Regions from separate parts of the Homo sapiens genome. Here region 2 is linked to region 1. Evidence: chromatin loops called from intact Hi-C (ENCODE). Cell type or tissue: Calu3. All regions are shown on one strand. Links, peaks and the distances in the headings refer to the core of each region. The heading gives the core; the rest is flanking DNA.

The links. Hi-C counts contacts between places; a loop is a spot of excess contacts. Peaks named below come from ENCODE experiments on the same cell type or tissue, not always from the same donor. Only the 100,000 strongest peaks of a DNase experiment are listed, where the experiment ranks them.
Region 2: it touches region 1 in a loop (3.0-fold over the local background); 1 of 110 quality-filtered maps calls a loop at or near these places.

Annotation. Positions count from the first base shown.
Region 1 is chr12:102,687,324-102,692,706 of GRCh38, reverse strand. It overlaps LINC02456 (long intergenic non-protein coding RNA 2456), which reads right to left. Exons shown (of 13, transcript XR_007063427.1): 12 at 2,504-2,601. Among named protein-coding and RNA genes, the nearest start is that of LINC00485, 130 kb to the left of the region's middle. In Calu3, for the core only: no CTCF peak of the experiment used is centred there; a DNase peak (open chromatin) is centred at 2,186.
Region 2 is chr12:102,580,177-102,585,559 of GRCh38, reverse strand. All of the region lies in intron 11 of LINC02456 (long intergenic non-protein coding RNA 2456), which reads right to left. Among named protein-coding and RNA genes, the nearest start is that of IGF1, 100 kb to the right of the region's middle. In Calu3, for the core only: no CTCF peak of the experiment used is centred there; no DNase peak of the experiment used is centred there.

The DNA.
Region 1 (5,383 bases), core at 158-5,157:
AAATATAAAAAATTAGCCGGGCATGGTGGCGGGTGCCTGTAATCCCAGCTAATTGGGAGGCTGAGGCAGGAGAATTGCTTGAACCTGGCAGAAGTTGCAGTGAGCCAAGATTGCGCCACTGCACTCCAGCCTGGGTGACAGAGCGAGACTCTGTCTCAGAAAAAATTTTTCAAAGAAGATCAGTTTGTCTGAGTGTGTTAGATAATTGGAAAAGGAGAAAACAAAATCAAGGAAACAGTCACCAAACAGGCTAGTGCAAGCATCCAAGCAGAAAGATAAACTATGCATTCAGGTGAGAGCAACTGCAGTGGAAAGCAGGGAGTAGAGCCAAGAGCCAGTGCAGAAAACAACCAAACAGAAAAAGTGAGTTAAATAAATAGAGTGATGCAATGCAGAAGCAAATATTTTTAGTTTGCCTGACTCAGGTAACGTTTATACCATTTACAAAAGTAAAGAGGCTGAAAAGGCTGAGTCTGTTTCAAGAAGAGGGGAATGATTTGGGTATTGAACACTCTGGGTTAAGATGCCAGCAGTATACCAAAGGAAAAATCCAGCAGGTAGAATTGAGGGACTATGATCCAGGAGGCAAGAGACCTCTGGAGGCAAGGATTTGGGAGTCATTTCTGTAGAGGTAAGGGGTAGTCACCAAAACCATGGCAGTGCATGAGACAAGGGGAGGGGAGAGTGGAGTAAAGGCAAAAAAGGGAGGAGAGGAGAAGAATCTCAGGAATGCCAAGGAGGCATCATTTAGGAAACTTGAGAAAAACTATCCCTGGTTGAAAGAGAACTACTACTGTAGTGTAGCAGAAAGCATTCATTTCAAGAAGCAAGGGGATGTCAGCAGTGTCCTATGCCCTGTAGTGAGGGAAGGGTGAGAATAAGACTGAGAAAGAAAGAAAAAACTGACTTGGATGGTTTGAGAGTCATCAATGGTAAAATCATTACACCACCAATTATGTTTCAATATTGCAATTTGACCAGAAGTAAGATCCCAATCAGAATTGCAATCTGCAGATTGGAAAGAGATGAGGTGAGAAAGAGGAGCTAGTCAGTGCAGGCTGCTAATTTAACAATTCTAAAAGGAAGGAAAAGAAAGGTAGGGTGCACATTGAGAGGGCATTGTGTGGGAAAGACTGAGGGTCCTTCTTACAGAAAGGGTGAGACTGAAATTACTCAAGAGGAGATCACTGAGTGATATTTGATCATGAGCCCAGGTCAGGGCCTTCAATTTGAAAAGGAGAACAAACCTTCCCCAGATGCCAAAGGAAAGGAAGTGAGTGAAGAACAAAGGAACATTTTGAGACGGAGGGGAATAGTGAGCAGGGAAGATGGATGTTTCCAATGCAGAGGGGGAGCTGGTGGCATTTTAGAGAACTAGGTGGGGAGGGTGAGTCTGAAGATTTGAGAATCATGGAGAAGCTTTAAAACAACCCCTAGGCTGGTGTCAGAGGACACAATAAGAGTAACAAGTAAGGAAGTAAAAGGCTGGTAAGCAGCAGCATAGTTGATTCTGTGTGTGTGTGTGTGTGTGTGTGTGTGTGTGTGTGTGTGTGTGTGTGTGTGTCTGCCTGTCTGTCTCTCTCTCTCTCTCTCTCTCTCTCTCTCTCTCTCTCTCTCTCTCTCTATCTATCTGCCTGTCTGTCTCTTTCTGGACTCCTGGACTCTCAGGATCCTGTGGGCCTTGACTTTCAGATTGGTGACTACTCCCAGCCAGACTTCAAAGATGCAGAGTTGGAACTCCAAGGTTGGCAATTCCAGGCAGTAAGACCATGCCACCTGAGATTGCTGGGAGAGGCTTTTCCAGGCCCCTCCTGCAAGAAAACAGACACCAAAGAACAAGGTAAAGAAGTATGGAAAAACAGGGTTGGACCCTATCCATCTTTTTACTAGTCACTGCACTAAAATGTCAGAATCAGGGAAATGCCTGACCTCGTTTCTTGGGAAGAATGAGGCACATATCAAAATACATAAATCCTAAAAAGCTCGTTGTGAAGGGCAGAGTCCTAATAATTTGTATTTTGATAGCTTTTAAATATTTTTCAAATGGGTGTTTCCAGGAGTAAGGTAAATAGTCCCATTTTTGTGGGGCTTCTGATTAAATTCCAAACATATCAATGTTCTGGGGTGTGTCCAGTGACTCTGATACCTCTCAGCAGGTTTGCCAAGAAAGTGCAAATGTGAGTCTCAGGGAAACAAGGAAACCATTCTCCCAGTAGCAAGTTGCAGGGCTGTGCAAGGGAGAAATGTGCAGACTTTTGTCTCCCCTGTGAAGAAGAGATTAGAATTAGAATGGAATAAATTGTCGATGTGAGCAAGAGCTGTTACTATGTAACAATAACACTTTGTGTTCCATTCAAAGAACTGCAAGCCCTTTGACATGCCCTGAGCTCTTACTTTCTCTCTGGACTCCAAGAAGGGACTTGCTAAGCGCATCCCAGGTCCAGAGAGAATCTGCCCGCACCCCCCACCCCCGCCCCCCGCCCCCTCGCCACGACCAACTTACTGTGCCTCACTCTTTGCTCCTTCTTCACCAGTTACTCTCCTTCTGTTCCTTTTTGCCCACCTCTGCTCAGCCTCCAACACCAAACAGTCCATTTTTGCCTGGAGGAGGAAACAAGACTGTATTGAGCACACAAAAAGACATTTGCTTATTGAGATTGTAATGAGATCCTCAAAAAAGTTGTATAGACAAGTGATAGTCAAAATATTTAACAACACATTCGACACGGTCATCAGCCACCCAGAAACTACAGAAGTTTTACTGAAGCAGAGTGGATTCACCCACTGTGACGGGCATTACTTCTTATTTGCTGGACTGTGGAAAGTTCCCAGGACAGGGTAGGGCATGAGTGCCCAGAGTAGCAGGAATAGGAGATACTTGAGTGGCAGTAACTTTTACCAGCTGGGACAGAAGTATTTCAATGTTTCACCAACCAGTACTGCTGAATCTTAGCCATGACTTATGTCCATATAATAGATAAAAATTGGGCCATGGAGGTGTTAAATAACTCATCCAAAGCCACCCATTGAGTGCTAGGATTGGGACCCAGTGACTCTACTGTGAGGCCTTTTCCACACTCCCCACCTCACTGGCTCAGTACCTCTTCTCCCTCATCTGTCTCTTTCTGCTTAGAGATGAGAATATGTAGTAGTCTGGAGAGGGCATGCAAGGGCACCTGAAGACCCTCTCCCAGGAAAACTCTAAAGGTGTGTCTGTTAACTCTCTGCTGTGGTCCCACTAAAAGTATTCTCCGTAGTAGCAAGGTTAGGGGAGAAGATTGAGAAGAAAGCCTATTATTTCCTCTTTTCCCCCTAATGAGGCAAGAACCTTGTTTCTTTTGTTCCTCATGATGTTGTCAGAGTACAGCACATGATTGATTCCTAATACAATTTTGTCAAATGAATGAGTGAGTGAGTGAATGAGTGAGTGAGTAAAAAGGTATTTCTTCCACTTCTATAGTACCTTATATTTCTGCAAAGTGCCTTTATACTTTATCTCATTGGACCCTCAAGGAGTGTTTAGAAACATTTTTATTTCAGTTTACTAATAAAGAAGCTCGGATGCAGAGAGGAACACTAATTATCACAATACTAACTGGGGTGGAGCCAGGATTGCGACTTGCCAGCTCCCTGTCCAGGGCCCTTTCTCCCACATTGCAGTATCCCCTAAATATGAATAAAAGTTAATATAATTGGAAAAATGAGGTTACTTGTAATTTACAGCCTGTAATATACTTAGTGATGAGCAATGGCAAACAGGAGAACTGGATCTTCTTCTGTCTCCCGTTTACCACCCCAACCCCACCGCAAGTCACCAGACCCAAGCCAGTCCCTCACTCCCTCCAGGGCTCAACCTTGTGACCCTTGGGTAGCATCTGACTTCACCTCTTTGTGATTTTTTACTGAATTTCCACAGGAAATTATGTTTTGTGAACTATGCCAGCTGGCATAGCCCTCCCTTGCACAGCACCCTCACTAAGTTCAAATATGACACTTAATGGAAAGAAAAGACTGCATCCATCTACCTAACTAGGGAAAATATCTACTCATCAACTCCCTCCATGAAGCCTTTAGAGGATAAGGGAATTGAGTGGCTTCATACAGTTGCCTTCCTCTTTGTTCTCTTTTTATCTAATACAGAAGTTTTCAAAGTGTGGTTTCTGTACCAGAAGCATTGGCATCACCTGGGAACTTGTTAGAAATGCAAATTCTAGGCTGGGCGCAGTGGCTCACGCCTGTAATCCCAACACTTTGGGAGGCCGAGGCAGGCAGATCACGAGGTCAAGAGTTCAAGACCGGCCTGACTAACATGGTGAAACCTCACCTCTACTAAAAATACAAAAATTAGCCAGGTGTGGTGGTGCACACCTGTAATCCCAGCTACTCAGGAGGCTGAGGCAGGAGAATTGCTTGAACCCCGGAGGCAGAGGTTGCAGTGAACTGAGATAGTGCTACTGCACTCCAGCCTGGGTGACAGAGTGAGACTCCATCTCAAAAAAAAAAAATAAATAAATAAAGAAATGCGAGTTCCAGTGTCCCAGACCCACAAGAATTAGAGGTTCTGGGGGTGAGGTCCAGGGATTTGTGTTTTAAAAGCCCTGTCGGTGATTCTGGTGCATGCCAAAGTTTGAGTACTACTATTTTCTTATGTCCTGTTTTTTTCCTATCTAAGCCAGGGAATCACTTACTTTCTGTTCCCAGAGGTCTTTGGTGGACCCCTCTGCTCACTCAGTGCTCTAACCCTTCTTCTTTCCACATGAAAGCCTGTACTATGGTTCTGTTAATGACAATTTTAATTTACCTCCATGAAGTAAGGGCTGGAATAGATGATCTGGTGAGATTTTTTGAAATCTAGAAGCTCTGATTCTTCAGGGGAGCCATATCAAAGCAGATGGCTTAAGGAGGGCAAAGGAGGACTTCTGCCTTGTGAGTTTCCTTTTGCTGTAGGCCCCAGGACTGGAGTGAAGTGAGGACACAGGCCAGTTGCCAACTATGGTTACGGCCCCAGGAGATCTTTGATGTTCTCCCCTTGCTGTCTAGGTCCCTGTTTTCAAGAATTTATCAGAATGACCCAGACTTAGTAAATCTGTTCTATGTACCTTGGACAAAATAACTGCTGAGTCAATCCTGTAAGGAGTCTTGGATTGCCAGCCTAAAAACCTGTTTATAGTTGACTTCCTCTGGCAAACTGCTATGAGATGCAAAAAAACAGCATCATCAGTTTGGCACATACTGGACCATTCTCAGCATTTGCATTAGGTAGGTAGTCAGTGCAAGAACAGATCACAAATATATTTTAAAAATCCAATTCCTGCCTCTCTGTCTCCCTCCCCTCTTGCCCCTTCTATATTTTCCAAAATCCCTACCCCTGAAAAGATGACTT
Region 2 (5,383 bases), core at 92-5,091, 110 kb after region 1:
CTTTCTTCTACTTGTATCTACTCTAAGATGGAAATGTTATACCATGATAGCTTTTGCTACCAACTCTCAACCGCTTAACTTACAGAGAAGAATATTCATTTAGGGGGATTTTGTGCTTTATCTGAGCTCAGAAGTAATGCCAGAAAATGTTAAGCATGTACTTTTTAAGAACATATAAGGATTTTAATTGTCCTATTACCATGCTATTTCAAGTGAACTAGAAGTATTTCACAGTAGTCTTGAATTATAAGGTTGAGATGTATGTATCAGGACCTCAACTTAATGTAAAGTAAATGAGGAGGTTACCTGGCAGACTTTTTCTTTTTAACTTTTATTTTAGGTTCAGGAGCACATGTGTAGGTTTGTTAAATAGGTAAACTTGTGTCATGGGGGTTTGTTGTACAGATTATTTCATCACCCAGGTACTAAGCCTCTTACCCAGTAGTTATTTTTTCCTGGCAGATTTTTAAAAATAACTGGTTTAATCCATAATCCCATAACAAACATAGCTTCACTTCAATATTTACTTTATCTGTCCATTCAACAATGCTCCAACAAGAAGCCAAGAAGAAATTACTTAGAATTACTAAACAATTTTTTTATTGATTAGAAAAATTACTTTCTAGGGTCTTTGAAGCCTGGATATTTTTTGTCTTCCCTATCCATGGAAGCTAAAAAAAATCATGCAAAATATTCAGGTTTATATATTAACTCTCTCTTACAGGAAGTTGCCATACCTCACAGTTCAAAGTGTATTCTATAGATCAGCAATGTTAAACTGATATGTAATTGTAATTTGCTAGGTAGCAAAAATGATTCAAGAAGAAAAACAACCTACCATTTATTTACCTTTGTACAGGCGATTGCTTAAGTTACCCTGCTTTTAATATTTGCACTTGGATAAAATGCCTATTTATATATAGGAAAGTCACAGTGCAAGATGCTGCTAGCACAGGCACAAAGTATTAGAAACTATTTTGTGAAGATTAATGATTGTATTAAGTAACTGAACAAATAAGGTCCTTGTCTGATTGGTTCACCAATGCTATTTCCTATGATAAGTTTTCTACTTCTTGACCTTGCTGTGACCCTGTTGCAGTGTAGTTATTTCTCATGGGTTTACTGACGTTTGCTTGTGAGTTTATCTTCTGCAACAGAATTCTGATCCCTGTGTCTTGAGCTATAGTGTCTTCCCTATGGCTTATGGCTTTCCATTTTGGGTCCCTGCCTATACGTGGCTTGTTGTGAAGCAGTCCTAACTTACTTCTGGGATTTCCACTCTCCATTTTTGTCTATGGATTGGCCTTTGAATAAAGAAAAATTATCTTTCTGTTTCAAAATGTAATTTTTATTACTTCAGTATTTAAATATGTCCTTTATCTTATTTTCCTGGGCCTGGGCAAGAAGGAAAGATTTCAGTATGTGCTCATTCAATTTTATTTGTACTTCTAATTGTCATTGCCTTGTCTAGTTCAATATGATAGTATTCAGCAAGACAAGGTTCACAGTAGCTATATCTTTATTGTGTTTCAAAAATAATTTGTTATATGGAATGTTTTTTCTTAAATTTTGCTTTGAGATTGACATTCAAGTCTTTAATCCATCTTGAGTTAACTTTTGTACATGATGTAAGGAAGGGGTCCAGTTTCAACCTTCTGCATGTGGCTAGCCAGATAACTGGCTTCTCAGCACCGTTTATTGAATAGGGAATCCTTCCCCCATTGCTTGTGTTTGTCAGGTTTGTCCAAGATCAGATGGTTGAAGGTGTGTAGTCTTATTTCTCTTTTCTGTTCCATTGGTCTGTGTCTGTTTTTGTACCAGTACCATGCTGGTTTGGTTACTGTAGCCCTGTAGTACAGTTTGAAGTTGGGTAGTGTGACTTGCTTTGTTCTTTTTGCTTAGTATTGCCTTGGCTATTCAAGCACTTTTTGGTTCCATATGAATTTTAAAATAGTTTTTTCTAGTTCTGTGAAGAATCTCAGTGGTAGTTTAATAAAAATAGCATTGAATCTATAAATTGCTTTGAGCAGTATGGCCATTTTAATGATATTGATTCTTCCTATCCATGAGCATGGAATGGTTTTCCATTTGTTTGTGTCATCTCTGATTTCTTTGAGCAGTGGTTTGTAGTTCTCCTTGTAGAGATCTTTCATCTCCCTAATTAGATGTATTCCTAGGTATTATATTCTTTTTGTGACTATAGTGAATGGGAGTTGGTTCCTGATTTCGCTCTGGGCTTGACTGTTGTCGGTGTATAAGAATGCTAGTAATTTTTGTACACTGATTTTGTATCTGAGACTTTGCTGAAGGTGTTTATCAGCTTAAGAAGCTTTAGGCTGAGACTATATGGGATTTTCTAAACATAGGATCATGTTGTCTGCAGCCAGAGAGAGTTTGACTTCCTCTCTTCCTATTTGGATGCTCTTTATTTCTTTCTCTTGCCTGAGTGCCCTGGCTAGGACTTCCAATACTATGTTGAATAGGAGTGGTGAGAGAGGGCATTCCAGGTTTACAAGGGAATGCTTCCAGCTTTTGCCCATTCAGTATGATGTTAACTGTGGGTTTGTCATGTATGGCTCTTATTATTTGAGGTATATTCCTTCAATACCTAGTTTATTGAGAGTTTTTAACATGAATGGATGTTGAATTTTATCAAAAGCCTTTTCTTTCTGCATCTGTTGAGATAATCCTGTGTTTTTTGTCATTAGTTATGTTTATGTGATAAATCACACTTATTGATTTGCATATGTTGAAACAATTTTAAAGCCTGTTTGGTCATGATGGACAAGCTTTTTGATTTGCTGTTGGATTCAGTTTGCCAGTATTTTGTTGAGGATTTTTGCATCAACATGCATCATGGATGTTGGCCTCAAGTTTTCTTGTTACATCTCTGCCAGGTTTTGGCATCAGGATGATGCCGACCTGGGAGACAACCTAGACCAATACCATTCAGGACATAGGCACAGACAAAGATTTTATGACAAAGGTGCCAAAAGCAATTGCAACAAAAGCAAAAATTGACAGATGTGATCTAATTAAACTAAAGAGCTTCTGCACAGCAAAAGAAACAATCAACAGAGTAAACAGACAACCTACAAAATGGCAGAAAATTTTTGCCAACTATGCATCTGACAAAGGTCTAATATTCAGCATGTATATGGAACTTCAACATATTTACAAGAAAAAGTAAACAACCTCATTCAAAAGTGGACAAAGGACATGAACAGACACTTTTCAAAAGAATACACAAATGTAGCCAAGAATCATGTGAAAAAAGCTCAACATCACTGATCATTAAAGAAATGCAAATCAAAACTACAATGAGATACCATCTCACACCAGTCAGACTGGCTATTATTAAGTCAAAAAATAACAGATGCTGTCGAGGTTGTGGAGAAAAAGGAATGCTTTTACACCGTTGGTGGGAGTGTAAATTAGTTCAACCATTGTGGAAGACAGTATGGTGATTCCTCCAAGACCTACAGACAGAAACACCATTCAACCCAGCAATTCCATTACTGGGTATATACCCACAGGAATATGTCATTCTATTATAAATACACATGCATGCATAGTTAATCACAGCACTACTCACAAAAGCAAAGACATAGAATCAACCTAGGTGCCTATCAGTGGTGAACTGGATAAAGAAAATGTGGTACACATACACCATGGTATACTATGCAGCCATAAAAAAGAAAAAGATCATTTCCTTTGCAGGAACATGGATGGAGCTGGAAGCCATTATCCTTAGCAAACTAACACAGGAACAGAAAGCCAAATGCCACATGTTCTCATTTATAAATGGGAGCTAAAACAATGAGAACACATGGACACATAGAGGGAAACAACACATGCTGAAGCCTAGTGAAGGCGAGAGAGTGGGAGGAGGGAGAGGATGAGGAAACATAATTAATGGGTACTAGGCTTAATATCTGGGTGATGAAATAATATGTACAACTCTCATGACACAAGTTTATCTAAATAATAAACCTGCACATATACCTCTAAACTTAAAAGTTTTTTTACAAGGGAAAAAATTGCTTTGATGTTATTATTAAAATATCTGTTTTCTCATTGAATTCACAACATCTACCACCGTTCATAATTTTGCTTTTAAACTTTCAAGTTATGTTAAATAGATTCCATGGATGCTTTTAGTTAAAACTAACATCTACTAACATCTGTCATCTTGTACTATATTAGTACTATATTGTTTTGGAGCTTTCCTTTTACTGATTTTATAAATTGCTACTTGTAAGATTTTCAAAATTATTTTTTAAACCTCAGTGACTTTTATCTTGATTAGGAATCAGAAAGTATCTTCTTAATTCCCTAGTTTTCTCCCATCTGTCCCTCATTTTATGGTCTTTGTTGATGTAATCCTGGATTTTAAATCCAAATAATTTATAATAATACTGTTTATTTTGTTTTCAACTGAGAAAAAGATTGAAATCCTGTAACCATACTTATGGTAATTTGGTCTTTTCTACTTTCACTGGCTTCCATTCTTACACCCAAAACATTTATACTGCTACTTTACTAGGCTTGATCATTTTGTTTTGCTTCTATTTTCAGTAGGTTAAAGAATGACTTCAAATAAAAATTTTCAAGAAGGGTACATGATTAACCTATTTTCTCAGTTTATATGTGTCTGTTTTGTTTATCATTGCATCTAAAGTGCCTGACATCGAATAAGTATGGTTATATTTGTAGAGAAAAACTCAGTTCAATAATGTTTTAGTACTTTCCCAGGAGTTCGAGGTCAGTCTCAAACTCCTGACCTCAGGTGATCCACCCACCTTGGCCTACCAAAGTGCTTGGATTATATGTGTGAGCCACTGCACCCACATGAAAGAGTAAGATAATTTGGTTGCACATAAAATTCTTGGCTTCTAATTATTTTTTCTACCTCAAAACTCTGTAAACATTGAATTTATCAATATGAAGAAGACTGAGCCTAGATTTTTCTTACTATTATTTTTTCTGTCTGTATTTGTGTTAAATTTTTCTTTATCCTCTTACTCCAGAAATCTCGCCTGGATGAATGTAAATTTAATTCTCTTTTCACTGATTTTCTCTTGGAATGGGGTGAGCCCTTTATATCTTTAAATATCTCTCACTTCATTTCAGTTAAGATTGCTCTGTCTTATATTTTTAATTAATAATTTGATTCTATTTGTGCTGTTTTTCCTTTTTTTTTTTTTTTTTTTTGAGTGGAGTTTTGCTCTTGTTGCCCAGGCTGGAGTGCAATGGCGCAATCTCAGCTCACCGCAACCTCCACCTCCCAGGTTCAAGCAATTCGCCTGCCTCAGCCTCCCTAGTAGCTGGGATTACAGGCATGTGCCACCACGCCTGGCTAATTTTGTATTTTTAGTAGAGA